Linked DNA regions of Homo sapiens: all the other regions are linked to region 2. The links are chromatin loops, found by intact Hi-C in ENCODE. Cell type or tissue: A673. All regions are shown on one strand. Links, peaks and the distances in the headings refer to the core of each region. The heading gives the core; the rest is flanking DNA. Region 1 overlaps LINC01203 (long intergenic non-protein coding RNA 1203). Region 2 holds the start of TLR8-AS1 (TLR8 antisense RNA 1). Region 3 overlaps EGFL6 (EGF like domain multiple 6).

Region 1 (10,408 bases), core at 3,237-5,736, 400 kb before region 2:
GGAAATTTTGCTTTCAGATGTGTTCCATTGAGGATATAACTAGCCTTTGATAATGAATGGATTTTTCCATTCAAAATAAAGATATCACTCAGGAGGGTTCCAATATATCTTCTCATTATATGGCCTGGACTTCGCATACTTAAATGAGCTTACCTCAACCTACATTTCCAAGGTCTTCCCCTCCCTCTCTTCCCTCTCCACTTTTGGCTATAGTCATGTGACTTTTCAAATATACACACAGATATTACCAAATATGTTCCCAGACATGTAGAGGCAGCATGTTGTAGTAATTAAGACTATGAACTCTAGACCTAGGCTCTTGGATTCAAAGCCCAGCTTTGACAATTACTGTTCCTTTGGGCAAGTTACTTAGTAATTCTGTGCCTCAATTTATCTGCAAAATAAGGATGGCATTAATAGTACTTATCTCAGAGGGATGTTGTTAGGATAAAATGAGTTAATATTTATACAGCTCTTGAAACACTGCCTCGCAGATGGTAAGTCCTACAGGCTTATTAAACAAAATGCCTCTATTTCTTTGCATGTGCTTTTCCTTCTGCTCAGAATGCTTGTCCACCACTTCTTCAGCCCTCACTGTACTCCCATCACTTTTTAAACAGCTCTACGGAGGTATCATTGACATGCAGTAAACTGCACATATTTAAAGTTTTGACATATGTACACATTCATGAACACATCTATCACTCACAAAAGGTTTCTCATGCCCCTTATACTTCTTTTCTCTCTCTCCGTGCCCTCCTCCTTGGCAATCACTGATCTGCTTTCTGTCACTGTAAGACTTCTTTGAATTATCTGGATTTTTATATAAATGCAATCATACAACATGTAGTTTTTGGTGTCACTCCTTTCACTTAGCATAATGTTTTTGAGTTTCATCCACATTGTAGTATGTATCAGTAATTAGTTCTTTTTTATTGCTGAGTAGTATTCCATTGTATGGATATACTACAACTTGCTTATTCAATTACCTGTTGATAGATATTGGGGCTTTATCTATTTTGTTACAGTTGTTTTCCTAGTGCCTCAAACAGTGCCTGACATGTAGTAAGTACTCAATAAGTAGTACTTTAAAATAAGTGAATGAAAGAATTCCTTCTGGTGTGCTTCACCTTGTCCTTAAAACAATTATTGTTGCTATGAACAATCTGCAGCCATTACAAACCATGCCTTCAAAGAATATTGTATCATATGTAAGAACACAAATTGTTGCTGATAATAGGTCAGGCGAAAAAGGCAAAACCCCAGAGCACATAAAGGCCTAGAATGCATGGAGCAGTCTAATATATATATATAATCAACATATGTAATCTCTTTGACTTTATTTTTACTACTTCCCATAGTTTCCAAATTTTTGACAATGAAAGGAGATTCAACTTTTTTTTTCAAAAATGCAATTATATTTTTAAGAACAATCTGGCTGGGCACAGTGGCTCATGTTTATAATGCCTGTAATGCCAGCAATTTGGGAGGTCAAGGCGGGAGGACTGTTTGAGCTCAGGAGTTCAAGACCAGCCTAGGCGACATGGTGAAACCCCGTCTCTGCAAAAAAATACAAAAACTATCCAGGCATGGTGCCCCATGCTTGTAGTCCCAGCTACTTGGCCAGCTGATGTGGGAGGATCAATTGAGCCCGGGAGGTCCAGGCTGCAGTGAGCTGTGATCACACCACCACACTCCAGCCTGGGCAACAGGGCAAGACCTTGTCTCAAAAAAAATAAAAAATAATAATCTGCTCAAATGTTACTTCTTTCATGAATCTTTTGCCCTTTCCCCCAGGCAGAATCAATGGCTCCTGGCTCCTTCTGTAAAGGCAACATGGTATGTATCAGTCAACTCTTGCCAAAGTAATGCTGTATACAAAATCCCTACCTATCTCAGTAGCTTACCATTACAAACCTTTCTTTCTCCTGAGTCTGCAGGTTGGCTAGGTGAGAGGCATGGTGCTTTGCTTCAGGCAGAGGGTCAGCTAGGCTACTCTGATTCTATGCCTATTACCTTCTGACATGGCTTTGTGAAAGAGACGAGTGCAAACACATGATGCCTCTCAAAGCCAAGACTCAAGAACTGGCCCACAGTTCTTTAAACCTATATTCCATGGCTAAAACACAACGCACAGCTAACCCCATGGCAGTGGGGCAGAGAATGATCCTTCCATGGAGATCAGGAGGTGTGGGAAAGGAAATACTTGTTGAACAATAATTTAATCTACCACATTATAGGAGACACAACACTGGTTTTGGAGTCTTTTGAACCTGGCTTTGAAAGCTAGCTCAACCACTTAAGAGCTGTGTGCTTTGGGGCAACTTACTGTTTACCTTTTTTGTTAATTGGAGGTAATAAAATGCCTGGAAGAGGCGTTGTGAGCTTTAAATGAGGTTAGGTGTATGGTGACCACAGAAGTACACTAGTCAGAGCTCCTTCTAGAGAATGTGCAGTTGGCAAATAAGTATCCCAGCACTGGGTGCTGTCCCCCTGGATCCTCCATCAGGCTTGCCCTGAGGCCATGCTTCCCTCAGGCTGCACCCGGCCATTGATGAAGCCCAGCAGAGAAACTAAATCAGGCCCATTGCTGGAGGATGAGACTCCTCTAGTAGGAGACATGGGCTTGAAGGCCTCCCACTGATCTGGCTTAAACATTCTGACACCAGCACTGCAGTCTGAGGCTCTGTCTCCAATCCTCTTTCTCCCTTCCTTTGCTCCTCTAAGCTGGTGTCAGGCCTGCACTGCAGTTGGGAGACTCTCCCTGCACACCCCTGCTTCCTCCCCTTTATCCTGCACAGGTGTTTCTCCCAATACATCTCTAGCTCATTCAATTTCTTTTTTTTTTTTTTTCCTTTTTTTGAGACAGGGCCTCAGTCTGTTGCCCAGGCTGGAGTGCAGTGGTACAATCATGGCTCACTGCGGCCTTGATCTCCTGGGCTGAAGCGATCCTCCCATCTTAGCCTCTTGAGTAGCTGGAATGACAGGCACGCACCACCACACCCAGCTAATTTTTTGTGTGTTTTTTTTTTAATAGAGACAGGGTTTTGCTATGTTGCCCAGGCTAGTCTTAAACTCCTGGGCTCATGTGATCCTCCCACCTCGGCCTCCCATAGTGCTGGGATTACAGGTGTGAGCCACTGAGCCCAGCTGCACGTTCAATTTCCAATTTCATCTTGGTGTCTGCTTCTTGGAGGCAGACTGAGACACTGTATATTAAGTGCCTAGTAGAGTGCCTAAGAAAAAGTAGAAACTCAATACATTTTGTTTTTAAAAGATTATTTCTCTTGTTTACTCAAGATCTTTAACGTATATCTCATCTATAGCTGTTGTCACACTTCACAGATAGTTGAGGGTTTTCTGATTTTAGAAATTGTGATAAAATATGTGCAACATAAAATTTGTGATTTTAACCATTTTTAAGTGTACAACTCAGTGGCATTAGTTACATTCACAAAGTTGTAAAACCATCACCATGATCTGTTTCCAAAGCTTTTTCATCACCCCAAAATACTCTATTACTAAGCAATAACTCTTCCCCCGCTTCCAGTCCCTGGTAACCTTCATTATACTTCCTGTCTAAGTTGTTTTATTACTTATTTCCCATGGTTAACTGAGCTCAAAGGCAGGAATTTTGTCCTAGTTGTCTTTGTATTTTAGGTTGTGTACTAAATCTTAATAGAAATGAAATGAAAAATACAAACAGGGATGTACACTACTAAAGTGATGAATGCACCAGATTGTTTAACTTGATTGTAATTTTGATTGACGTTACTATCTCTCAATATTTTTGCTTCATGATAAAACTTGTAAAGAAAAAAGGAGGGTTTCTATGCATGCAGTTTAAGTGAATCTATCTTTTTCCCCTTGTGACCCCTTTCTCTCCTCTACTGCATTTTCTAAAGATCACTGCACACAATCGTTTAAGCAGAACGCCGGTTGTAGGTCAACAGATGATTTTGTAACAAGGGGGCAAAGGAAAAAATGCAAAACTTCCTCTTTCTCAACATTAGTTAGCATGGGAAAGTTAACATGATGTGCTTCAGAGGGTTCATTAGAGGGGGCTTTCCTTTATGTGGCATTTGACTGTTTCTACTCAAATAAAATGAACTGGCAAAATATTTGAGCAGAAATGTGTATGCCTTTCTGAATAAAAGGAGCCTGGAGGTAGCCGCTTCACCTTGCTGATTGTTTCCTTTGCTGTGTAGAAGCTTTTTAGTTTGATGTAGTCTCACTTGTTCATTGCTTATGTTGCTTGTGTTTTAGCGGTCATATCTAAACATATCACTGCCAACGTCAAGGAAGGCTTTTGCTGTGTTTTCTTCTAGGAGTATTACGGTTTTACGTCTTTAATCCATTTTGAGTTAATTTTTGCATATAACGTGAGATAAAACCCCAATTTTATTCTTTGCATGAGGGTATCTAGTTTTCCGAAAACCATTTATTAAAGAGACTGTCCTGTTCCCATCATGTATTCTTGGCACCCTTATCAAAGACTAGTTGACTGTACATGTGTGGGGTTATTTCTGGGCTCTTTATTCTGTTCCACTGATCTATGTCTCTGCTATTACAATAAAATCAGTATCTCCAAGAGATACTTGAGCCTCCATGTTCATTGCAGCATTATTCACAATAGCCAAGATATGGACACAACCTAAGTGTCTGTCAATGGATGGATGAATGAATAAAGAAAATGTGGTATGTAAATACAATGAGGCCAGGTGTGGTGGCTCATTCCTGTAATCCCAGCACTTTGGGAGGTCGAGGCAGGCAGATCATTTGAGGCCAGGAGTTCAAGACCAGCCTGGACAACATGGCGAAACCCTGTCTCTACTAAAAATACAAAAATTAGCTGGGTGTGGTGGCGGGCACCTGTAATCCCAGCTATTTAGGAGGCTAAGGCACAAGAATTGCTTGAACCTGGGAGGCAGAGGTTGCAGTGAGCCGAGATCGCACCATTGCAGTCCAGCCTGAGTGACAGAGTGAGACTTTGTCTCAAAAAATAAATTAATTACATAAATAAATACACTGAAATACTATTTGATCATAAAAAGAAGAAAATCCTGCTATCCATATGGGAAACATTATGATAAGTGAAATAAACTAGACACAATTACTGTATGATCTGAAAGAAACCAAAATATCTCACCCCAAAATATTATGCATCCCTATTGCTCACCACATACGAAAATTAACTCAAGATGGATTAATAGCTTGACCCAGTGCAGTGACTCATGCCTGTAATCCTAGCACTTTGGGAGGCCGAGGTAGCTGGATCGCTTGAGACCACGAGTTCAAGGCCAGCCTGGGAAACATGGCAAAACACCTTACCCCAGCCAGAATGGACATTAAAAACTCAAAGAACTATAGATGTTGGCATGGATGTGGTGGAAAGGGAGTGCTTATGCACTGCTGGTAGGAATATACATATATATATATACAATATGCATACATATATACACACACACACATACACATATACATACATATATATATATATATACACACACACACACATATACACACGTGGGTGGAAGTGGAGACCATTATTCTAAGAGAGGTTAACTAAGGAATGGAAAACCAAATACCGTATTTTCTCACTTATATGTGGAAGCTAAGCTATGGGTATGCAAAGGCATACAGAGTGGTATAAAGGACATTGGAGACTCAGAAGGGAGGAGGTAGGAGGAGGATGAGGAATGAAAAACTACATATTGGATGCAATGTACACTACTTGAGTGATGAATGCACTAAAATCCCAGACTACCACCATGCAATTCATCCATTTAGCCGAAAACTACTTGTACCCCTAAAGGTATTGAAATTAAAAAAAAATTTTAATATATATTTTGACATATTTTGAGGTGGCTGTTCACAGGGCCTGCCAACAGAAGTGGCCTGCAAAGCTATCTTGTGTGAAGGAGATTTGCAACTGTAGAGGGAGTAAAATGAAGTAAACAACAGATGCTATCATGTATTCTTTGAAACACCACCCCACTCTCTCCCTCTGGATCCAGGAAGGATCACCTGGGAGTCTTGACACTTTAAAGGCCCTGCAGAAACATTTATCACAGGCTCCCATCTCTTCTCTCTGAGGGATTTCAGAGAGATTTCATCTGTGAGATTTCATCTGCATAACAAGACCACCTTTACTAGCCAGGCCTCCTCTTCTCTCTGTCCCATAACCTGTCTTGCCACCATAACCTGTTTTGCTATAATCCAAGTCCTCATTCTTGCTGTAACCTCAAGATGGTATAAAAGTGTCAACCCTCTAGCCATTTCTTTGAGCTTGTATGACTTCCATACACATGTGCACACAATAAAATTTGTATGCCTGTTTTTCCCGATAATCTATTATCAGTTTGTTTTATAAACTCAAATGACTGAAACTTCAGGGGAAAAAATTTAAACTTTCCTACAGTCTCACTTATATGTGGAATCTAAACAAAGTCAAGCTCATAGAAGCAGAGAGTAGTATGGTGGTTGCCAGGGGCTGGGAGGTGAGGAAAATGGGAGATGTTGGTCAAAGGGTACAAACTTTTGGTTATAAAATGAGTAAGTTCACCAGAACTTATGTGATCTAACATACAGCATGGTGTAACATACAGCTGTATGTGATCTAACATACAGCATGATCACAGTTAATAATACATTCTTGTTTACTTGAAATCTGCTAAGAGAGTAGATCTTAAGTGTCCTCACCACACACACACACACACACACACACACATATACACACAGAGATAACTAGATATGGCGATGAATGTGTTAATTTGTGATAATCACTTCACAGTGTATGCCTATATCAAATCATCACATTGTACAGCTTGAATATATATGAATTTTGTTTGTCAATTACACCTTAATGAACTAGAAGAAAAAGTAAAAGGATCCTGGATCACTTCAAAATATAAGCATGGCCATGATTGTGTGAGAAAATCAAGAATGCAGCTAGGTACATGTTTGAGTTTAGAGTCTGTGCACAGGTTGGGTCTTCAGGCCTAATGAAGGTATCCTAGAGCAAGTAGTGGGAAACATCACCATGTTGAGCCTGCTTGGAGTTGGGTGGGTTGGAGTCAACTGTGTGGATGACATACCACAAACTCCAACTTGATTTGGAGATCCATCTCTGACAAGGCAATGATTTAGAATAGGGTTCCTCAACATTGGCACCACTGTCAGAGCATTCTTGGTGATGGGAGCTATCCTGTGCATTGTACAATGTTTGTAGCAGCATCCTTATCCTCTACCCACTAGATGCCGGTATCACTCCACTTGCCCACCCTTACACCGCCTCCCCAAGTGGTGACAACCAAAAATGTCTAGACATTGTAAAATGATGTCCCTGGGGGGCAAAATAGCACCTGGTTGAGAACCATTGATTGAGATGAGAATGACCATGAATAAATTTCACCATTGTATTATGCCTGTATTTCTGCATTTTCAAAGTGGAGATACTATTTTTCCAGGTGTTTCTTCTAAAGCTTTTGTTTGGATTTCTGCGTCAGAAGAAGGAAATGAAAAGAATGCCTTTAAGAATCTCCTATTCTCTCATATCCTTCCTTCTTACTCATGCTTGCTAGCTTTTTTCCCTCTTCCTACTGAGAAATAAGTAATGTTTTATTGAATTGGTTTAGGTTTGCAGTTTCTGTTTCCCTGCTTCACTAAGAATATATCAATAGATACATACTTTGCCACAACAATAAAGAAAAAATACTTTCTGACAGGTGGTCCAGGCTGGACTTCATTTTACAAAGCATTCCAAGGGGGCTGGGCGCGGTGGCTCACGCCTGTAATCCCAGCACTTTGGGAGGCCGAGGTGGGTGGATCACCTGAGGTCAGGAGTTTGAGATCAGCCTGACCAACATGATGAAACCCCGTTCTACTAAAAATAGAAAAAATTAGCTGGGCGTGGTGGTGGGCGGCTATAATCCCAGCTACTCGGGAGGCTGAGGCAGGAGAATCACTTGAACCCAGGAGGCAGAGGTTGCAGTGAGCCGAGATTGCACTACTGCACTCCAGCCTAGGTACGACAGAGTGAGACTCTGTCAAAACAAAACAAAACAAAACAAAAACCAAACCCCCGCAACACCCCCCCCCAAAAAAACCCAAAGCATTCTAAGAGATTTCATTTTATGAAGTATCACAAAAGACTTCATTTTCTGAGCATCAGGAAAGTTGTAAAGGTATGTTAAGTCTTCTTCAAGCAAAGGACTGCTGGGCTGAAGCCCCAGGCCTTCTGTTTCCTTGAGGACTTTCTGTGGCTTGGAGGAAAAGCGGAAACTCTCTCTCTCTGGGCATTCTTTCTGCCTAAGCCCACCAGGGAGCTACATAAGCTTAATTAATGTTTGTAAAACATTTTTGAGATGAAAAACACCATTAGCTCAAACCACTGCTATGAAAAGTATTGTTTTCGAAACTGCATCCACACATTAGCTGTCTTAACTAGTCTTGAGGGAGACAGAAAGAACCAAAAGTACCAAATGGTGACAGAGGAGATGATGAAGCCCTAATGGGACTCCTGGCTCCAAGGAGGAGCAGTGCTGGATGGATTCATTCCTATGTGTGCTGTATGTGTCCTGCTTTCCAGAACAGCCTCCAGCAACTGATTATTTACGTGAGTAAATAACAAAAAATGCTGTTTTATGCCCGGGATGTTGCTGAAACAAGAAATCAGCATAGTCTCATACCCAGGGTGAGAACCAGGAGACAGAATTGGCTAGCTGGTGAGGGTGCATCTGCTAAGAGATTTAGACAGTAAAGGATGACTGTCAGAGGCCATAAGGCCCAGGAAATGTCCTAAACACACGGCTGCTGAGCACAGACAAAGCCTTTGTGTTGTATAGAAAAGAATCCCCTCTGGGCACAGCCCTTTCCCAAAGCCATGGTGAGACAGCCAGGTGGGAAGGGCTCCCTGGCAGAGCCTCCGACCGACCTGCACACTGGAAGGAGCGCGCAGTGGGGTGGAGCCACAGAACGTCCAGCTTTTGCAGGGGAGAGGAGCCTTGCCCCTCCTCTTCCTCGGTGGTACCTGAGAAGCCCACGGGCAGGAAGCACACTCTCTTGCTTTGCTAGGTGTCTCTTTTCTCCTTTTCTTCCTTTTCACCCAATAAAACCGTGCCCTACTCACCCTTCAAATAATCTGCAAGCCTAAATTTTCGTGGCCGTGTGACAAGGACCCCGTCTTCAGCTGAACTAAGGAAAAGTCCCCAAACAATGGGAAGAAAGGCAGGGAGTAGACATCCAATTTCCTGGCGTGGATTGTGGAGGGGTACCATGGTTCTGACCAGATGTGTATCAGGAGCTTGGAATTCATAAGCAGAGAGGTAAAGCAGAGCTGAATTGAGGAGGTGTCCCTTCGAGCTGGCATGGTTTGGTAAGCAGGGTGTGACCTGGAATTTGGCCCTCGATCTAGCTTTTACAGCCTGGCATTCTGGTGTGCTGCATAACCTGTGTGGCCAAGTGCTGGGCCTTAGAAGACCAAGCCTAGCAGGATGGAGTTGCACCTCTGAGCTGCATCTCTTTAAATTGCCTCAGAAAGAATCTGGAAGCTGCTGGAATACCTACTACCAAGGTCTTCCACCAGATTTCTGGCATCTTGCCCTTCCCTCCCTCTTCAGTTAGTTAGTCCCAAGTCACCACTCCCTTGTCGGGAGACTTGTCCCAACTACCTTCAAACTGTATAATCCTTCACTACCATCACTGATGACAAGAGGAGAGCTTGATAAAACTCATGAAGCCTTGCATTTATTTGTGAGTCTGTTATAAAGTTCTAAAGTTCAGCACTTTATCTTTCAATACGTTAGGGGAAAAAGTTATAAATATATCTGCTTCTGAGAACTTTAAGCTTCATGTTTCATGTAATAATTTATCTTTCATTCCAGTGTTGGTAAAAAACATATTTTTCCAAAGAATCCTGGTGTCTGTGGCTTTATTGGAGGAGACACAGTATTTTTAAATATGAGAGCTTCATCAGAGAGTGATTTTCTGGCCTATGGGTTTGAAGACATTTGGCACAGACAAGTAAGTGAGGTCACTCTGCTCTCTTTTAAAGACTGTCCATTGCATTTCAAAGGAAACCCAAGCTCCTCCTCACGACAGGCAGGGCCTTAAAAACCTAGCCCTTGCCTCCCCTTGGGCCACTTCCATCCCTGCACACTGCCCTTCATCCACACTGCCTCTCTCTGTCCTCTGGATATGTCGTTTCCCCTTGCTGTTCTTACAATGCTTACACCTTCACTCTTTATCCGACTGGCTCCTTCTTGTCATTCATTCTGTGCTCCCCTCAGAAAGAACTGCCCTGACCACCCAATTGAAAGAAGTCCTTTCCCCAAATTACTGTCACCTTACTTTAGGATATTTATTTTTAAGTTAAAAACATTTAAATTTCTATTTTTTCATCTTCAGT
Region 2 (10,408 bases), core at 4,028-6,527:
GGCCTGGCTGGCAAAGGCGTTCTTGTTACATAGGAGAAATCTCAGAGGTAGCCGCTCTCAGACAGAATAGATAGTAAATGTTTCTTTCAGACCTTTAAAGGTATCAGACTCTCAGTTTTTCCTAGATATGGACAAGAGAGAGCCTCAGAGAAAGCCTGGCTGTATCAACGTAGTTTTTCTCTGCAGATGCAAATCTTCGCCACATGAGACAGTTTTGTAGGGCTGCTTCTGTTTGCGGGCCCTGTGAACAGCCATCTCAAAATATGTCAAAGAAATATATTTTGGGGTAAAATATGTTGATTCCTTCACTGGGCTTGAGGTGCCCCACTCCCAAGTTTGAGAGAAGAATCTGGGAGAGGTTTGGGAGATTTTTTTCTTTCTGGTTTTAATTGCACTCTGTTTCCTCCAGAGTTTACAGTTATTATTATTACTGTGTGATCTAATTATGTGCAAGCAACATAATCACAGAACTGATTATGCCTCTGAAAATTGGAAGGGAATATTTTGGGGGAAAAACCCAAATTGAGAAATGACTGAGTTTATAGCCAGTAACAGCTGTTGTTTTTAGGAAGTTAAATCGATTTCTTTTGCTCAAAGAGTTTCTACTTCCTGAAGAGATGTACCCTGTTTTCTATGGGTGCAAAGGCAGTCTGTGTACATCATGATACTCCATACGGGCCTGATGGCGCTCAAACAGAAGGCCAGGCCAGCAGGCATCAGAAGCTTTTCCTTTCCCCCAGTTTCCTGTTTCCAGATCGTATTCCAAAGCTATAATTTCTACTTACCTTGAAGACCTTCAGTTTTCCCTGTTTCCTTCCTCTACTCCCTGAGCCTCTCACTATGAGATCCCTAGAGTGTGGTTGTAACGGCCTCCTCTAGCGGGTGCCCAGGCCCCAGTCTGCTCTGCTCCACACTTCCCCCTAGGGGCAGTTCTCTGCCTGCGTCCATGCTACCCCCTGCTTCTAAACCTTCCAGCGATCCTCAACACCAGTCGCCTATAAAGTACAAGGGCCTTGCACTTTATAGTTGGCCTTCAGGGAGGGCACAGTTTGCAGCCAGTACTGCCTACCAGCACACTTCTGTTTCCTTCAGCTCACCAAAGCTTTAGCCATGAGAGTTTATCATTCCTTCCTCATCTTCCTGTCCACGCCTGTATTTCCAGATCATTCACACTGTGCCCTCTGCCAGGAATGCCTTAGTCTCATTTCCAACCTCACGGCCACCTTAGGAGACAGCTCTTGTGGCATAGATGTTAAGATGGAAGGTTCTGGAGTCAGGCTGCAGGATTTGTATACTAATTCTGCCCAGGGTGTGCAGCCTGTGCAGTCACATAAGAGCCACACTAAGGAGGGCTCCGGGCTTGGTTTTTTGCTCTGCTACCACCATCTTGAAATTCTTAATCATTTTTGAACCAGGGCACTGGACTTGCAAACTATGTAGCCAATTCTGCTTCTGACACTGACAAACTGTCTAACTATAAAATCAGGATGACAGTGAAGGCTTAGAACAGGGTCAGGCACTTTGGAAGCGGTCAGTGAATGGGAGCTATCATTATCCCCATCTTACACACCAGGAAAGAGGCTCAGTGAGTTGCTCCACACCCCACAGCTGTCACGTGACAGAAACGGTGACGTGGCTTACTTTCACTTCCCACGCCGATGTGAACTTTCCTACGTAGCCCTGACTCTTTGTAGCACGTGGTCATGTCTGCTCTCAGTGTATTATGTGGCAGTATTTAAAGGCTGCTCATACTGCCTTTGTTCCTTTAGAAGTAAGCAAAGCACAGAGTTAGTATTTCTCACACTTGAAAAATGAGAACAGTAAATCAGTGACTGCCTTAAACATCCAAATCCAATTATGACCTTTGCTGAGACAAAGATGCTGGCATCAGAGTCTGGAGTCTGGGGCTCTGTGAACCCACACACCATGCCTGTCCCTCTTCAGTCTGGAGCCAGAATCCTCCCTTTCCCACAAAAGACAAAAGATGCTAACAGATGCACGCTGGTTTCCGGAGGAAAAGGCCACTTCTGTGAGCCAGTGGGAAGACGGGAAGTCTTTCCTGCAGGAAGGGGGTAGGTAGCTCAGGATACTAGCAGGAGATGCTTTTAATTGTTCTGCAACAGTGACAGCTCAGCATCGTGATTCCTGGTGGTGCTGGGGTGCAGTACTATTGTTAATGTCAGCTCCCATTCATTCATTCCTCTATTTTCACACTCACACATTCTGAATGCAGTTATTATGCTGTGGTCTTGGGGAAGGAGCTGTGCTAGTGGAAAGTGATGCAAAGTGAAAAGAATATTCTTGCCACTTGGGGATTAGGGAGAAAACCAGCAAGTATGCAAAGATTCACAACCATCTGGTGAGTGCCTAAAGCCAGATATTATCAGAACTCGGGTAAAACCAGAGGCCTAGAAAAGGCAGGAAAAACATGGCTCCCTCAAGAGGTGAAATTTGAGCTGAGATTTGAGGGATAAGGAGATCTGATTGCCAGTCCCGTTGAATTCATTTCCTATCCCTGTAGTAGCAAAGGACCACAGATCCAGCAGCTTAAACAACACAAATTGATCATCTTAAAGTTCTGGAGGTCAGAAGTCTCACTGGGCCAAAATCAACGTACCTGGTAGGCTACATCTTTTCATGGAGGTTCTGGGGGAGAAGCTGCTTCCCTGCCTTTCCAGCTTCTAGAGGCCTTCTAGATTCCTTGCTTCCTCCATCTTCAAAGCTGGCAATGTCACATCTCTCTGACCAGTCCTGCATAGTCACATTTCCCCCTGACTCTCCTCTTGAGCTGCCCTCCTTCACTTTTAAGGGCCCTTGTCACTACACTAGGCCCACCCGGATAATCTAGGATGATCTCCCTACTTGGAGGTCACCTGACTAGCAATATTAAATCCGTCTGCAGTCAAAATTCCCTTTTGCCATGTAACCAAATATTCATAGGTTCCAGGGATTAGGATGCAGACATGTTTTGGGGCTGCTACTCTGCCTGCTATGCTCATTTTGTAGATTACTTGCTGTGTGCCCCTGAGCAATTTTGTCCAGTCTCTCTGAGCCTGAGGCTTCTTGTCTGTAAAAAGTAGAAATAAGACCCGCCCTGCCCATCTCACCTGAGAATGTAATGAGATAGTGTTTGTAAAAATGCTTTAATAATGGCAAAGGTCTCTGTCAGCATAGATGTTCCTATGAGGGGGAAGGGCAGGGGATAACATCCTGAGTGTCTGCTGCATTCTAGGTAGGTACTAGGAGATGGTTTATCCCAGATGGCGCATACCTCTTCCCAATTCCACATTCAGAGCTGTCACACTGGTGTCTTGAGATCTGCCATGGTGACAGTATTTACACCATGGAAATACTCCAAATCAGGGCTGCCCCCACCACCTTGAGAACCAGTTGTTAAACATTTACCAGCACATGACAGGTCTATTCCATTTATTTAAGAAAAACCACCTGAAGGGGCTTTTATTCCTTTATAGTATAGATAGGCAAGTCAAGCTCACAGCCAGTGATAAACCCACCTAAGATCTCACAGCTGGTAAGAGTGACTGAGTGTTGAGGCTGGCTTGTCATACTCCAAAGTTGATTTTTCCACTGTACCCTCAAAACCATTCTTCACTCCTCCAGTTCTGCCTACCCTTGACAGGTTTGATTACTCTAACTAACCAAGAGAATTGTGGGACTTAATAGCAGGTTCAAAACTGTAACTGTCATGCCTAAGTTGGTGGATGGCCACGTTTTGGCTGTGGAAGTGCAGTTTCCTGGGGGCTCACCTGGGTCACTGCCAACTTGACCTAAATCAAGTTTAAAGCCTTCCACCCTAGAGGTTAGGCAGCATATGAAAATACTGAATTCTCCACTGTCAACTGCAGAGGGTTAAAAGGGATTTGATGTAAACAAATTGCCAGGTCACACAAAAGTCAAAGTGCCACATGGCTTCCTCTTAGACAACCTGGAAGTGTTTGAAGGTCAGCAAACACAAGTGCTTCATTCAGAAGTGAACAAAGCAAATAGCAGGCTAGCATTATTGACCTTTGGGAGCAGAATTAATGGTGGCAATTGGAGATTTAAAACAAAACCAAACTGACTTGACTTCATGTTCTATTTTAATCAGGTTCCTATTTCTCTGTGTACTAACTTTGTTTTATTAAGTTTTGGGTTTTATTTTAAATGTGCTCAAAGCATAAGACATCTAAAGTAGTTAGTGGGCGTGAGGAATTAATTGACCCAGGAGCAAAGACTGCACATCTGACAATGGTTCTCAGTTTGGCTGTACATGGGAACCACCTGGGGACCTTTCAAAACGCCAGCTGCCCTGGTTGCATGCAGACCAGTTAATCCAAATCTCGGGGGCAGGGGGTAGGGGGGTCCCTGGCATTGGTCCTTGCGGATTGAAGCTCCCAGGTGATTCCCATGTGCAGCCAAGGTCGAGAACCACTACTCTTGTAGTTTATTTCCCTTATTCCCACTTAGCGTTTCTATTTTTTGAGTTTCTGTTGTGTATAGTCTGTTTGGGAAAAGCACTGTATCCAGTTACATGAGAGGTCCTGACACCACAGAAGGTGAAAAGGCCTCAGGGCGTTTCCTAGTGGGTGTTTCAGAGAATAAAGAATCCCCACACCTAGAAAACCAGTTCTCCCACACTCACCAGGAGTGACATCACCAGGAGCCAATAAAAAATTTCCACTTGAGTTTACCAGTTAAGCCCTCAATTGATTGAACCTAGAAATTGCTAGACAAACTGTGAAGGATTAGGTTCCTCCAAACTGCTCCTTTTATGAGGCCCATTCTCTGATTTACACTAGATCTAGCCTCTTACCAGTTCTCTCAGTTTCAATGCATTTGTTCTGTGGCTGTTGTAGTATTGGCAGGAGGAGGATTTGAGTCCGCAGGCAGATAAGAAGCCAAGTTTCAGAGGAAAAACAATGGAGATTCCACACCCTGAGCTCCTTGAGTCTAAAACCAAAGCCTAAAGGCTGTAGGCAAATTGTTGCTGCCCCCTATTGGCAGTGATTGGTGTTGACGCATGAGAAAGAGTCCAAGCCCCCTGGTGGTAAATTCCAGCTAGGCCCATCCCTTGCTGTCGCTCCACATTCCACTAACAATGCTGTAGGCACAAAAGAATTCCCCCTTAAATATATCAGATGGGAGTTGTGAAAGGAAAATAAATCTTGGGACCCCAAAATCACTAAGCTAAAGGGAAGTCAAGCTGGGAACTGCGTCAAGCAAACCTGCCTCCCATTTTATTCCTAAATAAGACAGCTACAAAGATAAAAAAAAAAAAAAGACATACCTCCCTCACAATTTGCCCACAAGGAAATTCCTCGTGGACAAAGGACAGACAGAGCTCAAAGTCATCCCTCTGAGGCTCATGTGAGACAAATGCATATCTGATTGCTTCCTCTGCCCTGTCGTTTCACCAAGGCAGACCAGGCATAAGTGACTATTCCTCCACCCTCCTCTCCCATGTGAATTGTATATTCAGTGAAAGGCTAATCAGAGACCCAATAGAATGCAACAAATGTCTCTTATCTACCTGTGATCTGGAAGCCCCCTCCCCTGATTCGAGTTGTCCTGCCTGTCTGGACGGAACCAATGTACATCTTACACATGTTGATTGATGTCTCACGTCTCCCTAAAATGTGTAGAACCAAGCTGTGCTCCGACCACCTTGGGCCCATGTAGCCAGGACCTCTTGAGGCTGTGTCATGGGTGCATCCTTAACCTTGGCAAAATAAACTTTCTAAATTGACTGAGGCCTGTCTCAGATATTTTGGATTCACAAATTGGTAACCATGAAGGGATTCTGAGTGGAGGTACCCCTGACCTTTGACAAATCTACTGTTGGTGCTTGGTACCAGCTTGAGCTATCTTTATGGCTCAAGCCAGTAGGACAATTGGCTGAGGCCTGGGAGACACCCCCACCCCCGACCAAGAGAATCCCTGATCTCTCCAAATTTGGTTGAGATCTAAAGTTTATTTTGCTGTATAACTCCTTTTCTGGAGTTTCACTTGCTCCCAAAAAGGAAGGCAAGTTTTCCTGCTTCCATGATGAAGAGTGCAGGTAACTCCTTTCTGGAATTTCAGCTCACTTCCAACAGGGAAGGCGAGTTTGAGTTTTTTCCTGCTTCAAAGATGGTAGAGAGCAGTGTTCAGCCTGAGCCCCATTCCTAGGTAAGTAGCTGAATTGGGCTTTTGTCTTGGCTAAAGTTAAAATTAACAATCAGCTGGTTTTAATTTATCCTTACCATTAGAGCGCTTGGTAATCATATATTAGGTTGGTGCAAAAGTAATTGCGGTTTTGCATTCTTTTTAATGGCAAAAAGCACAATTACTTTTGCACCAACCTATAAATTGTGGCATTGTTTGCTTTGCTTAGCTGTTTTTTGTTGTTCTTTGTTTCTGTTTTGGTTGTTGTTTTGGTCTTTTTTTCATTGGTTTCATGCACATCCGTGTGAAGAGACCACCAAACAGGCTTTGTGTTAGCAACAAGGCTGTTTATTTCACCTGGGTGCAGGCGGGCTGAGTCCGAAAAGAGAGTCAGCCAAGGGAGATAAAGGTGGGGCTGTTTTATAGGATTTGGGTAGATAAAGGAAAATTACAGTCAAAGGGGGCTGTTCTCTGGCGGGCAGGAGTGGGGGTCACAATGTACTCAGTGGGGGAGCTTTTGAGCCAGGATGAGCCAGGAGAAGGAATTTCACAAGACAATGTCATCAGTTAAGGCACGAACAGGTCATTTTCACTTCTTTCGTGGTGGAATGTCATCAGTTAAGGCAGGAACCGGCCATCTGGATGTGTACGTGCAGGTCACAGGGGATATGATGGCTTAGCTTGAGCTCAGAGGCCTGACATTCCTGTCTTCTTATATTAATAAGAAAAATAAAACGAAATAGTGGTAAAGTGTTGGGACGGTGAAAATTTTGGGGGGTGGTGTGGAGAGATAATGGACGATGTTTCTCAGGGCTGCTTCGAGCGGGATTAGGGGCGGCGTGGGAACCTAGAGTGGGAGAGATTAAGCTGAAGGAAGTTTTTGTGGTAAGGGGTGATATTGTGGGGTTGTTAGAAGAAACATTTGTCATTTAGAATTATTGGTGATGGCCTGGATACAGTTTTGTATGAATTGAAAAACTAAACGGAATAAGAGAAGGAGAAAACAGGTATTAAAGGACTAAGAATTGGGAGGACCTAGGACATCTAATTAGAGAGTGCCTAAGGAGGTTCAGCATAGCCTTGCCAGTAAAGATTATTTATTTACTTCAAGAGTTTAGAGTGGCAGTTTGGGGATAGCACCAGGAGATATCAGCTGTGATGTCTTGGAGAAACAGTGTAAACCGGCAGTGTAAACAAGAGCAGGGCATGTATGAGTAGTTGAGAACGGTGAATAGGAGTATGACTAGACAGAAGATAGTAGGGATGACAAGTTTTTTGGGGCACAGTCTAAGTTGGTCTGGTGTCTGGAATGAGACTGGGGCCTAATAAAAAGGAGCGTCTATACAGGAGCTCAAATGGGCTGTACCCTGTAGCATTCTGAGCACAGGTCTGACTTCTGAGAAGGAAAAGTGGTAAAAGTATTGTCCAGTCCTTTTTAAGCTGGTGGCTGAGCTTGGTGAGGTGTGTTTTTAAAAGACCTTTAGTCCGTTCTACTTTTCCTGAAGACGGAGGACCGTAAGGGACATAAAGGTTTCCTTGAATACTAAGAGCCTGAAAAACTGCTTGGCTGATTTGACTAATAAAGGCTGGTCTGTTATCAGACTGTATAGAGGTGGGAAGGCTAAACTGAGGAATTATGTCTGACAGAAGGGAAGAAATGACTGCGGTGGCCTTCTCAGACCCTGTAGGAAAGGCCTGTACCTATCCAGTGAAAGTGTCTACCTAGACTAAGAGGTATTTTAGTTATCTGACTCGGGGCATGTTGAGTAAAGCTAATTTGCCAGTCCTGGGTGGGGGCAAATCCTCGAGCTTAATGTGTAGGGAAGGGAGGGGGCCTGAATAATCCCTGAGGAGTAGTAGAATAGCAGACGGAACACTGAGAAGTTATTTCCTTGATGATAGATTTCCACAATGGAAAGAAAATGAGGAGAGATTCTAAGAGGCAGGCTAGTGGCTTGTACTATAGCATAGCCTGCCTTTGCTGGTGTGTGGCGATTAGGCCTGGTGGAACTGCCATCAATAAATCAAGCGTGATCGGGGGAGGAACAGGAAAGAAGGAAATATGGGGAAATGGGGTGAATGTCAGGTGGATCAGAGAGATACAGTCATGGGGGTCAGGTGTGGTATCAGGAATAATGTGGGAGGCCGGATTGAAGTCTGGGCCAGGAACAATGGTAATTGTGGGACTTAACAAAGAGTGAGTACAGCTGAAGGAGCCGGGGAGCAGAAAGTATATGCATCAGGTATGAGGAAGAAAATAGATTTTGGAAGTTATGAGAAATGTAGAGAGTGAGTTGAGCATAGTTTGATTTTTAGGACCTCTAAAAGTATTAAAGCAGCGGCAGCCGCTGCCCACAGACATGAGGGCTAGGCTAAAACAGTAAGGTCAAGTTGTCTGGACAGAAAGGCTACAGGGTGCGGTCCTGGCTCTTGTGTAAGAATTCTGACCACACTAACCATGCCTAGGAAGGAAAGGAGTTGTTGTTTTGTAAGGGATTGAGGTTTGGGAGATTAATCGGACACGATCAGCAGGGAGAGCACGTGTGTTTTTATGAAAATTATGCCAAGATAGGTAACAGACGAGGATGAAATTTGGGCTTGACTGAAGTAATGGGGGCTGCCTGTGAAGCCTTGCGGCAGTACAGCCCAGGTAATTTCCTGAGCCTAATGGGTGTCAGGGTCAGTCTAAGCGAAAGCGAAGAGAGGCTGGGATGAAGGGTACAAAGGAATAGTAAAGAAAGCACGTTTGAGATCCAGAACAGAATAATGGGTTGTAGAGGGAGGCATTGAGGAGAGTATATAGGTTTGGCACCACGGGGTGGATAGGCAAAACAATTTGGTTGATAAGGCGCAGATTCTGAACTAACCTGTAAGCCTTGTCTGGTTTTAGGACAGGTAAAATGGGGGAATGGTAAGGAGCGTTTATAGGCTTTAAAAGGCCATGCTGTAGCAGGCGAGTGATAACAGGCTTTAGTCCTTTCAAAGCATGCTGTGGGATGGGATATTGGCATTGAGCGGGGTAAGAGTGATGAGGTTTTAATGGGATGGTAAGGGGTGCATGATCGGTCGCTAAGGAGGGAGTAGAGGTGTCTTATACTTGTGGGTTAAGGTGGGGAGATACAAGGGGAGGATGTGAAGGAGGCTTTGAGCTAGGGGAAAAGGTGGCAATGAGGTGTGGCTGTAGCCCAGGAATAGTCAGGGAAGCAGATAATTTAGTTAAAGTGTCTCGGCCTAATAAGGGAACTGGGCAGGTGGGGATAACTAAAAAGGAGTGCTTAAAAGAGTATTGTCTAAGTTGGCACCAGAGTTGGGGAGTTTTAAGAGGTTTAGAAGCCTGGCCGTCAATACCCACAACAGTTATGGAGGCAAGGGAAACAGGCCCTTGAAAATAAGGTAATGTGGAGTGGGTAGCCTCCGTATTGATTAAGAAGGGGACGGACTTACCCTCCACTGTGAGAGTTACCTAAAGCTTGGCATCTGTGATGGTCTACAGGGCTTCTGAGGCAATCAGGCAGCGTCAGTCTTCAGCCGCTAAGCCGAGAAGATCTGGGAAGGAGTCAGTCAGAGAGCCTTGGGCCAGAGTTCCAGGGTCTCTGGGAGTGGCTGCCAGGTGAGTTGAACAGTCCGATTTCCATCCAATTTCCAGTGGGGTCCCGCACAGATGGGACACGGCTTAGGAGGAATCCTGGGTTGCGGGCATTCCTTGGCCTGGTGGCCAGATTTCTGGCACTTGTAGCAAGCTCCTGGGGGAGGCGGTTCTGGAGGAATGCCTGGCTACTGCGGTTTAGTCGTTTGGAAGTTCTTGTGTGCTGGAGATGTGGCTGGGGTTTGTCTCACAGTGGAGGCAAGGAATTGCAACTCAGAAATATGTTGCTACTTGGCTGTCTCTATTATTGTACACCTTGAAGGCGAGGTTAATTAAGTCCTGTTGTGGGGTTTGAGGGCCGGAATTTAATTTTTGGAGTTTTATTTAATGTCAGGAGCGGATTGGGTAATAACATGTATATTGAGAATAAGACGGCCTTTTGACCTTTTAGGGTCTAGGGCTGTAAAGCGTCTCAGGGTTGTTGCCGAACGAGCCATGAACTGGGCTGGGTTTTTCATATTTGATGAAAGAGCCTAAATGCTCACTGATTTGGGAGACATCTGATAAAGAAAAAGGAGCATTAACCTTGACTATGCCTTTAGCTTCAGCCACCTTTTTAAGAGGAAATTGCTGGGCAGGTCGGGGAGGGCCACTCACGGAATGAAACTGTAAACCAGA
Region 3 (9,776 bases), core at 6,913-9,412, 690 kb before region 2:
GGTATTGTCTCCTTCCAGGACAAAGTTTGGGAAGCTTTGCTCTCAGCCCTCTTATTAGACTGGGGCTTTCCCAGACTCAGGGCTCAGCTGTGGCACAAGCCCACTGTGAATGCTGCACTCTGTGGCCCAGGCTGGAGTGCAGTGGCGCGATCTTGGCTCACTGCAACCTCCACCTCCTGGGTTCAAGTGATTCTCCTGCCTAACCCTCCTGAGTAGCTGAGATTACAGGTGTGCACCATTACGCCAGGCTAATTTTAGTATTTTTAGTAGAGATGGGGTTTGGCCATGTTGGCCAGCCTGGTCTCAAACTCCTGACCTCAAGTTACCTGCCTGCCTCGGCCTCCCAAAGTGCTGGGATTACAGGCATGAGCCACCATGCCCAGCCAAGCTGTGTTTTTTTACCAATATCTATGAAACCAGGACAGGACAACCTGCTAGCTTGTAATTCAGGTAAAACATCAGCCTTTTCACGGTTCTTTTTTTTTTTTTTTTTGATGTTAAAGCCCATGGGCTAGTTCATATACGTCTTTATTTCTTTTTTTTTCTTTTTTTTAAATTATACTTTAAGTTTTAGGGTACATGTGCACAACGTGCAGGTTTGTTACATATGTATACATGTGCCATGTTGGTGTGCTACACCCATTAACTCATCATTTAACATTAGGTATATCTCCTAATGCTATCCCTCCCCCCTGCCCCCGCCCCACGACAGGCCCCTGTGTGTGATGTTCCCCTTCCTGTGTCCAAGTGTTCTCTTTGTTCAATTCCCACCTATGAGTGAGAACATGCGGTGTTTGGTTTTTTGACCTTACAATAGTTTGCTGAGATTGATGGTTTCCAGCTTCATCCATGTCCCTACAAAGGACATGAACTCATCATTTTTTATGGCTGCATAGTATTCCATGGTGTATATGTGCCACATTTCCTTAATCCAGTCTATCATTGTTGGACATTTGGGTTGGTTCCAAGTCTCTGCTATTGTGAATAGTGCCACAATAAACATCCGTGTGCATGTGTCTTTATAGCAGCATGATTTATAATCCTTTGGGTATATACCCAGTAATGGGATGGCTGGGTCTAATGGTATTTCTAGTTCTAGATCCCTGAGGAATCGCCACACTGACTTCCACAATGGTTGAACTAGTTTACAGTCCCACCAACAGTGTAAAAGTGTTCCTATTTCTCCACATCCTCTCCAGCACCTGTTGTTTCCTGACTTTTTAATGATCGCCATTCTAACTGGTGTGAGATGGTATCTCATTGTGGTTTTGATTTGCATTTCTCTGATGGCCAGTGACGGTGAGCATTTTTTCGTGTGTCTTTTGGCTGCATAAATGTCTTCTTTTGAGTAGTGTCTGCTCATATCCTTCACCCACTTGTTGATGGGGTTGTTTGTTTTTTTCTTGTAAATTTGTTTGAGTTCATTGTAGATTCTGGATATTAGCCCTTTGTCAGATGAGTAGATTGCAAAAATTTTCTCCCATTCTGTAGGTTGCCTGTTCACTCTGATGATAGTTTCTTTTGCTGTGCAGAAGCTCTTTAGTTTAATTAGATCCCATTTGTCAGTTTTGGCTTTTGTTGCCATTGCTTTTGGTGTTTTAGACATGAAGTCCTTGCCCATGCCTATGTCCTGAATGGTATTGCCTAGGTTTTCTTCTAGGGTTTTTATGGTTTTAGGTCTAACATTTAAGTCTTTAATCCATCTTGAATTAATTTTTGTATAAGGTGTAAGGAAGGGATCCAGTTTCAGCTTTCTACATATGGCTAGCCAGTTTTCCCAGCACCATTTACTAAATAGGGAATCCTTTCCCCATTTCTTGTTTTTGTCAGATTTGTCAAAGATCAGATAGTTGTAGATATGCGGCATTATTTCTGAGGGCTCTGTTCTGTTCCATTGGTCTATATCTCTGTTTTGGTACCAGTACCATGCTATTTTGGTTACTGTAGCCTTGTAGTATAGTTTGAAGTCAGGTAGCATGATGCCTCCAGCTTTGTTCTTTTGGCTTAGGTCACAGTTCTGACCTATGAAGACATCTCCAGGTAAAAAACATTCCATAGCCAGCCCACAAGTATTCTGTGTTTTCAAGGAAAAAGGAGAGTACAAAAAAATGCAGGCTCCCAGCCTGGCGCGGTGGCTCATGCCTATAATCCCAGCACTTTGGGAGGTTGAGACAGGTGGATCGCCTGAGGTCAGGAGTTTGAGACCAGCCTAACCAATATGGTGAAACCCCATCTCTACTAAAAATACAAAAATTAGCCGGCTGTTGTGGCATGTGCCTGTAGTCCCAGCTACTTGGGAGGCTGAGACAGTACTGCTTGAACCCAGGAGGTGGAGGTTGCCGTGAACCGAGATCGCACCACTGCTCTCCAGCCTGGGCGACAGAGCAAGACTCCATCTCAAAAAAAACCAGGCTTTCTCAGGCTAGGCTGGAAGCCAGTGCTGTCTTAGGGAGGCATCAAGTAAGTGCCTGAGCAGTGGGGATACAGGGGTCACCCAAGTCCCAGCTGCCATCTTGCAGAAGAGGTACAGCATACACCCTCCACGCTGGGTGGAAATCCCCTGAGGTCTGTAAGGGAGGGGCAGGACAGATATCCCCAGCCACAAGGAAGCTTTTCCCAGCCTCCAGAGCTGATGGTGAACATCTGAAGCGACCCACAGGTGAGGCAGAGGCCTGACAGGTTGGGTCAGGAAAAGAGGATGTGAGGGAGAGCCAAGACTGGGCTTCAGAACACTGGTGGTGACTCAAGGATAAAAAGACATGATCACAAAAGCAGAAGTATAGGCAGCCAGTGGACCTGCCAAGATGCCCCATCTCACCGTAATCAGCAAGGAGCCGGTGTCTGCCCCCAGTGAGGTTGACTACAATGGTTTGCTAATATGAACTGTGTGCAGAGGGTAAGGGAATACTACTCTCACCCCACTGCTAGTGGGCCTGTGAATTGGTGGAACCACTTAGGAGGGGAACCCAGCAGTAACTATTACAATGAAAAAAACTGTGCATGTCCCATGGGAGAAATGTGCGCTGGAGTTCAATCAGCACCCTCAGAAGCCAGGTGCTTTCCCCTTGAAAATGGGAGAAAGAGAAGCTCTGTAGATGACATCTCCATGACAGCAGTGAACATGTCCAGGCCTGATGACATTTTGTGCCTTGGGGTTTTACCTGGTTTGGGGTAGGCTTCCATGTTGCCATCCTCATTTGGGAAAATCTGAGGCAGAGAGAGGGTAGGTAACCTCCCCAGGGATTCTCACTACTTGGCTCTCAACCACTGTACTCTGCTGTGTGGCAGAGGAGTGGAGGGAGGCCACTGTCTTGTTGGAGAGTTAAAGCGACCCTCCCATAGATCCACACATCTTACAGATACTGAGCCTCCGCCCCAGAGCCTGCCCATAATTGTGCTGCTGTGGTAGCAATGCCAGCTCTGGAACCATCGCTCCTGGCCTGGTCTTGGTTTGGAAGGCCTAGAGAAGGCCAGTGGGAAATCGATTCTCCCAATTGCTAGGGGATTACTAGGAGAACATTTTCCATACATCTGAAGGTTTAATGCTTCAAGATCCAAATGGTGGCCGGGCATAGTGGCTCATGCCTGTAATCCCAACACTTTGGGAGGTTGAGGCAGACAGATCACCTGAGGTCGGGAGTTCAAGACCAGCCTGGCCAACACGGTGAAAACCCATCTCTGCTAAAAATACAAAAATTAGCTGGGTGTGGTGGCACATACCTGTAGTCCTAGCTACTCGGGAGGCTGAAGTGCAAGAATTGCTTGAACCTGGGAGGTGGAGGTTGCAGTGAGCCCAGATTGTACCACTGCGCTCCAGCCTGGGCAACAGAGTGAAACTCAGTCTCAAAAAAAAAAAAAAAAAAAAAATCCAAATGGTTTCATTTTAAGCATTTGTGATGGTAATCTTTCTTAAAAATACATGGTCTATTTCCTTCTTTGTTTGTTTTTTAATGTTTTACTGTGGAGAATTTGAAACATACAAAAAAGTAGACCAATTAGTATTCTGAGACCCCCATCACTCAGTTTTGTCAATTATCAACACATGGCTTTTCTTGTTTCCTCTAGACCAGAGGTCAACAAACTACAGTATTTGGCCTCAGTCTGGCCAGCTACAGGCTTTAAAATTAACTTTATAAAGAATGCAGCCACTCCCATTCGTTTACATATTGCCTACGGCTGCTTTTGTGCTATAGTGGCAGAGTTGAGTTGTGGTGACAGAGATGTCTGGCCCACAGAGCCTGAAATATTTACTATATGCCTCATTCCAGAAAAAAATGTTTATCATCTTTTCTTCTAGATACCCTCATCGACTCCCTCCTCTCCCCCCCATTGTTTTCCAAGCAAATCCCAGATCTCATGTAATTTCATTTAAGTAGTTCAGTGTGTTTCTCTAAAGGGAAGAATTCTTTCTTTAAAAAAAGCATAACCGCAGTACCATTATCCCACCTAAAAGTATCGCTTAATATTGTCAGATATCCTGCAAGTGCTCAAATTTCTACTTGTCTCCTTGTTTTCTTAAACAGTGAATACTCAACAACTACTTGCAGAGCCAGTGCTCAAGTGTCATCTTCTTGCTTTGCTCTTAGAGATAATGGAGGGACATTTGAAGGTTTTTCACATGTGACAAAGTTCTGAGACCAGTCTTAAGGTTATAGCAACACGGCTCAGGGTTCTTTGTTCTAGGAGTGAGTTACCTAACTAAAGGTACAACCCCTCTCCAGGGCCCCCCATTCTGGACAGTTTTGGATCATTTCCTTGGTTAGGGTCAGCCTTCAGTCTGGGGAAGAGTGGAGGCAGTGTTTTGAAGAAGGAGTAGTAGCCCTTCTCCTTGGTCATGTGGCTGGACACAGCCACCCCTTTGTGAATTATTAGAAGAGGATCCTCACAGGCCAAGGACTACCCAGCCTGTTGCAGGCAGGCCTGTTCTCCCAGTTTGTTTCATATCCTCAGAGGGAGTGAGTGACACAGCCTGTAGAATAGGGAGAGGATCATGCCACAGCCTGTAGAATAGGGAGAGGATCATGCCACACAGGTCACATCTGCTGACAGTTGCCTACCTCCTTGCCTTTGAGAACTCCAAACAGTGTCATTCAGTACCCGTCCTTGCTGTGATAAAGGCCCAAATGTGATCTCAAAATCCTCAACTCAGGGCTTTAGTCAGAATGACATTCAGCCTTAGCAGGCAAAAATGGGGGGGACATGTCATTGTTATTTCAGTAGTTAATATTAACTTATGGGGCTGTAGGATGTGAGGACATGGTGCAGGAAGTCAGGGACCCTGAACAGAGGGACTGGCTGGAGCCGCGGCAGAGGAACATAAATTGTGAAGATTTCATGGACATTTATCACTTCCCTAATAATACTCTTATAATTTCTTACACCTGTCTTACTTTGATCTCTTAGTCTTGTTATCTTCGTAAGCTGAGGATGTACATCACCTCAGGACCACTATTGTACAAACTGATTGTAAAACATGTGTGTTTGAACAATATGAAATCAGTGCACCTCGAAAAAGAACAGAATAACAGCGATTTTTAGGGAACAAGGGAAGACAACCATAAAGTCTGACTGCCTGCGGGGTCAGGCAGAATAGAGCCATATTTTTCTTCTTGCAGAGAGCCTATAAACAGACGTGCAAGTAGGGAAGATATTGCTGGATTCTTTTCCTAGCAAGGAATATTAATAATTAAGACCTTGGGAAAGGAATGCATTCCTGGGGGGAGGTCTATAAACAGCCGCTCTGAGAGTGTCTGTCTTATGCGGTTGAGATAAGGACTGAAATACGCCCTGGTCTCCTGCAGTACCGTCGGGCTTATTAGGGTGGGGAAAAAAATCCCGCCATGGTAAATTTGAGGTCAGACTGGTTCTCTGCTCTCAAACCCTGTTTTCTGTTGTTTAAGATGTTTATCAAGGCAATACGTGCACAGCTGAACATAGACCCTTATCAGTAATTCCAATTTTGCCCTTTGCCTTGTGATCTTTGCTTTTGTCCTTGCCCTGTTACCTCAGAAGCATGTGATGTTTCTTCTCCCTTTTGCCCTTTGAAGCACGTGATCTTTATGACCTGATCCCTGTTCATACACCCCCTCCCCTTTTGAAATCTTTAATAAAAACTTGCTGGTTTTGTGGCTCAGGTGGGCATCATGGTCCTACCGATATGTGATGTCACCCCCAGAGGCCCAGCTGTAAAATTCCTCTCTTTGTACTCTCTATTTCTCAGACCGACACTTAGGGAAAATAGAACCTATGTTGAAATACTGGGGGTAGGTTCCCCCCATAGGGACATCCTGGTGAATGTTACTTAGTGTGTACAAGCAAACAGCCAAGCACTGCTCAGTGGTAAATAATTTGGGCAGCACTACAGGTTTGTGGAAGGTTGAAGATCATGGTTTTGTTGAAGGCTCAGCCTGCACAGTTGTATAACTTTCTCTAACCATGCTTAGCAGCCTGGAGACACGATGGAGAAAAGAAGGCAGTTGGGTTGATTGAGGGCTCTTCCTGGTGGCAGTGGAAGACACACGAGCCTGGGACTTGAGGGGCATTGACAAGAGTGTCTTTGAAGAGATGATGGGCCTCAGAGTCTAGGCTATGTTTTATTAGAGAGGAAAGTCAAGCCAAGAGGAGGTCAAGAGATAGGAAGAAAATGGAGCTGTCAAGGGAATGGAGGTCTCAAAAAGGCCAAAGAGTAAGTGTAGGGGGAGTAGGATGAGGAGGAAGCCAGAGAGACCAGAGAGTGGGATGTTGGAGTTCAAGAGTTCAGAGGCAATGATCAAGTCCAAGGGGTGGCCATGGTGCAGTGACTGAGGAGGAGGTGATGGTAACTGGGATAGATGAGGTCAAAGGACTCTGAGGCTAGGATCCTGGATTGGTATTTGCATGGATATCGCCATGCTGGTCAATGACAATGGCTAGCCAGGACAGAAGGCTGTAGTACTACTTAACTGCATCTCCAAAGAACAGCAGCTTTCACATTACAGAAATAAGAGGTGGTGAATAAGAGTGGAGTAAGGAGAATGCCACCCTCAACTTTAGACCCTGCCATGTGTGGAATGTGGGAAGATGAGTGGTTTTCATTTGATAAGGCTGCAGCGGGAGAGGTGTCCCTGGGAGAGAGCTCAGTTTCAGCTAAGCTTGAGAAATGCAGGAAGAGACCTTTAAGCATGAATTAAGATGGAGGGGGATTTGTTTACCAGACAATGGATCATGTGTGATGGGGGTAGAAATAGTGGGGAGAAGTGCCAAGTAGAGTGGGCCCATACAGAGTGGGGATGAGAGAGGGGGAGATGATGGGTGAGAAGAGGGAGAGTTTGCATGTTGGGTGGTAGCCAGGGGCAACAGATACGGAAGTCATGGCTGAACTAGCTGACTTAAGTTCTGCAAAGGAATCTAAGTATGATTTAGTGCTGGTGCAGGCTAGAGCTGATACCATAGGCTATTGACTGGAATTCAAAACAATATGTTGCTATTTAAGGATCTAAGAAGTTAGTCCATAAGACTCTCCCAGGAGAGTGATCACTTGGGTCTGCATTGTGCTGTTTGAAATCCTAGATAGGCCAACAGAGGGCTTTTCTCTTACTTAAGAAAATGTCCAGCAGTGACTAGTCTGGGATAGTGGTAGAGACTTCACAAAATCATCAGGGACCCAGGCTTCCTCCAGTTATGTACTTCACAAGGTGAGGGCCTTGCCCTCTTGATCACAAAGTGGTTCATGGACCTTCTGCCTTTACAGCCACATTGCAAGCAGGAAGGAGGAAGGGAAATGCCAAAAGAGGGGTCTGCCAGCTGGAAGCCCCCTTTGATGATCCTTCCTGAAAGCCCCAAGAATGACTTCAGCTTCCATCTCAGGGGCCTCCCCATCTGTAAGAGAGGCTGGGAAATGCAGTCTATTAGTTGATCACATTGCCTACCTCCCCCTGCTAAAAATCTATTTATATGTGGTCATACTGGTAAGGAAAACGATGAGAATGGATATTGTGTAGGCAACCACGGTCTCTGCTGCAGACTTTAGAGAAACATGAAACTTAACTGAGCTTTGTGCACTGATTTTCTATCCATATGTAGCAGAGTTCCCAGGTCTCCTTATTTCATTTCTGGTTTAACGTTTCTTCCTTTAACCTAAATCACTCGGGCACTGCCTTTCATTGTAAGTTCTCCCCTCCATTGTCCTTTCTTTTTTTTTTTCTTTTTGAGACAGGGTATCATGCTGTGGCCCAGGCTGGAGTGCACTGGTGTGATCACAGCTCACTGCAGCCTCAACCTCCCAGGCTCAGGTGATCCTCCCACTTTAGCCTCCTGGGTAGCTAGGACTACAGGTGCAAACCACCATGCCCTGTTAATTTGTGTAGTTTTTGTAGAGATGGGGTTTTGTCCTGTTGCCCAGGCTGGTCTTGAACTCCTCAGCTCAAGAGATCCACCTACCTCCTCCTCCCAAAGGGAGTTGCTGGGATTACAGGTTTGAGCCACCATACCCGGCCCCATTGTCCTTTCTTCTAAGCCACATTGTGCTCTCAAATGTCCTTGGTCATGGAAGAGACAGGGGGTCTTCTTCAAGTTCTACCACAATATCAGAAATCACCTATATCAGTTAACTTTTGCTGTGTAGCAAACTACCCCAGAATTTTGTGGCTTAAAACAACTATTTTTATTATCTCTTAGGATTCTGTGGGCTGATTTGCCTTAGCTGGGCAGTTTTTCATCTGGTCTCACCAGAAACACTATTTTTGTGGTTTCCATAACTAGCAGTTATCCTAACAGATACAGTTACAGTCCTATATAGATTTTGTATGCCCAGATTCTCTCACACTAGGGATAAACAATGTGGTCCCCACCCCATCTTAAAAGGTTGTGTGTGTTGGTTGTATTAAAGAGAACATTGTTGAAGAAGAATTACTTAGGGTTTAAGTATTTAAAAACCTTCAAGAGTGGGGTTTAAATTTTGTATTAAAATTAAATTTTAAAGATTAGTAAGTGGATCACCTCTCTTTTTTTCCTACCATGGTTCAATGCCTTAATTGCTTTAGGTAACAGAGAGCAAATATCTGGAGAACCTTCTGTTTGGAGGGTGTCTTAGACCTGTTTCTAACCCAGAATCTTAAACAGAATATAAAACCGTCCTCAAGGAATACACTCAAGATTCCTACACAAAGCTCTTCCTGAATTTGGAAGAAAAGAGTAAGACAAAGAAGTCATCCATGTTTCTTTGAGTCCTGCTACCTGCTCATTTAGTTTTAGGTAGTTCTCTGAGGCTTTGAGCTCAACAATATATGCTGGCTGGGTGCGGCAGCTCACTCATGTAATTCCAGCACTTTGGGAGGCTAAGATGGGAGGATCGCTTGAGGCCAGGAGTTCAAGACCAACATGGGCAACATAGCAAGACCTCATTTCTAAAAAATAAAAAACAAACAAAACCCCAATATATGTGAATCTGCTTTGCAGTTATAAGGCCTAATAAAGCAGTCATATTTTCCCATAATAGAAAGTACCTTTAAAGAATATGAAGTAATAGTGAAAAGATAAAAACTACATTTTTCAGAAAAGCAAATAATCATTTACATAAGTAAACACAGAATCAAGAACATATTTTCTTACCTAGAAAAATTAAACCATGACACAAGATGATGATTTGGATATTATTATTACAAAGAATTTAAATATACAAGTTTGGCTATGAAAGACCCAGCTAAGCCACTTAGGCAAAAGTCTATCTTTGATGTCATAGTTTCCAAGAAGTATCATAAGAGTCAAACAGTTAAACATTTCTCTGTGCTTTTTTTTCT

The links. A loop is a pair of places that touch in the nucleus more often than their neighbours do. Peaks named below come from ENCODE experiments on the same cell type or tissue, not always from the same donor. Only the 100,000 strongest peaks of a DNase experiment are listed, where the experiment ranks them.
Region 1: a loop joins it to region 2, with 2.6 times the contacts of the local background. A loop is called at or near these places in 8 of 110 quality-filtered maps.
Region 3: it touches region 2 in a loop (3-fold over the local background); 22 of 110 quality-filtered maps call a loop at or near these places.

What each region holds. Positions count from the first base shown.
Region 1 is chrX:13,338,822-13,349,229 of GRCh38, reverse strand. LINC01203 (long intergenic non-protein coding RNA 1203) reads right to left here. Exons shown (of 7, transcript NR_045260.1): 6 at 9,131-9,304; 7 at 7,405-7,499. Among named protein-coding and RNA genes, the nearest start is that of LINC01203, 8.8 kb to the right of the region's middle. In A673, for the core only: no CTCF peak of the experiment used is centred there; no DNase peak of the experiment used is centred there.
Region 2 is chrX:12,941,564-12,951,971 of GRCh38, reverse strand. It overlaps TLR8-AS1 (TLR8 antisense RNA 1), which reads left to right and starts at 8,672. Exons shown (of 5, transcript NR_030727.1): 1 at 8,672-8,794; 2 at 9,638-9,754. RefSeq lists enhancers at 608-837, 768-1,062, 1,468-1,762, 4,760-4,889 and cis regulatory regions at 691-1,120, 1,390-1,802, 4,764-5,207. In A673, for the core only: a CTCF peak has its summit at 5,022 (motif pointing left); a DNase peak (open chromatin) is centred at 4,991; H3K27ac peaks cover 756 bases.
Region 3 is chrX:13,633,415-13,643,190 of GRCh38, reverse strand. EGFL6 (EGF like domain multiple 6) reads right to left here. Exons shown (of 12, transcript NM_015507.4): 12 at 9,616-9,776. Among named protein-coding and RNA genes, the nearest start is that of TCEANC, 15 kb to the left of the region's middle. In A673, for the core only: no CTCF peak of the experiment used is centred there; no DNase peak of the experiment used is centred there.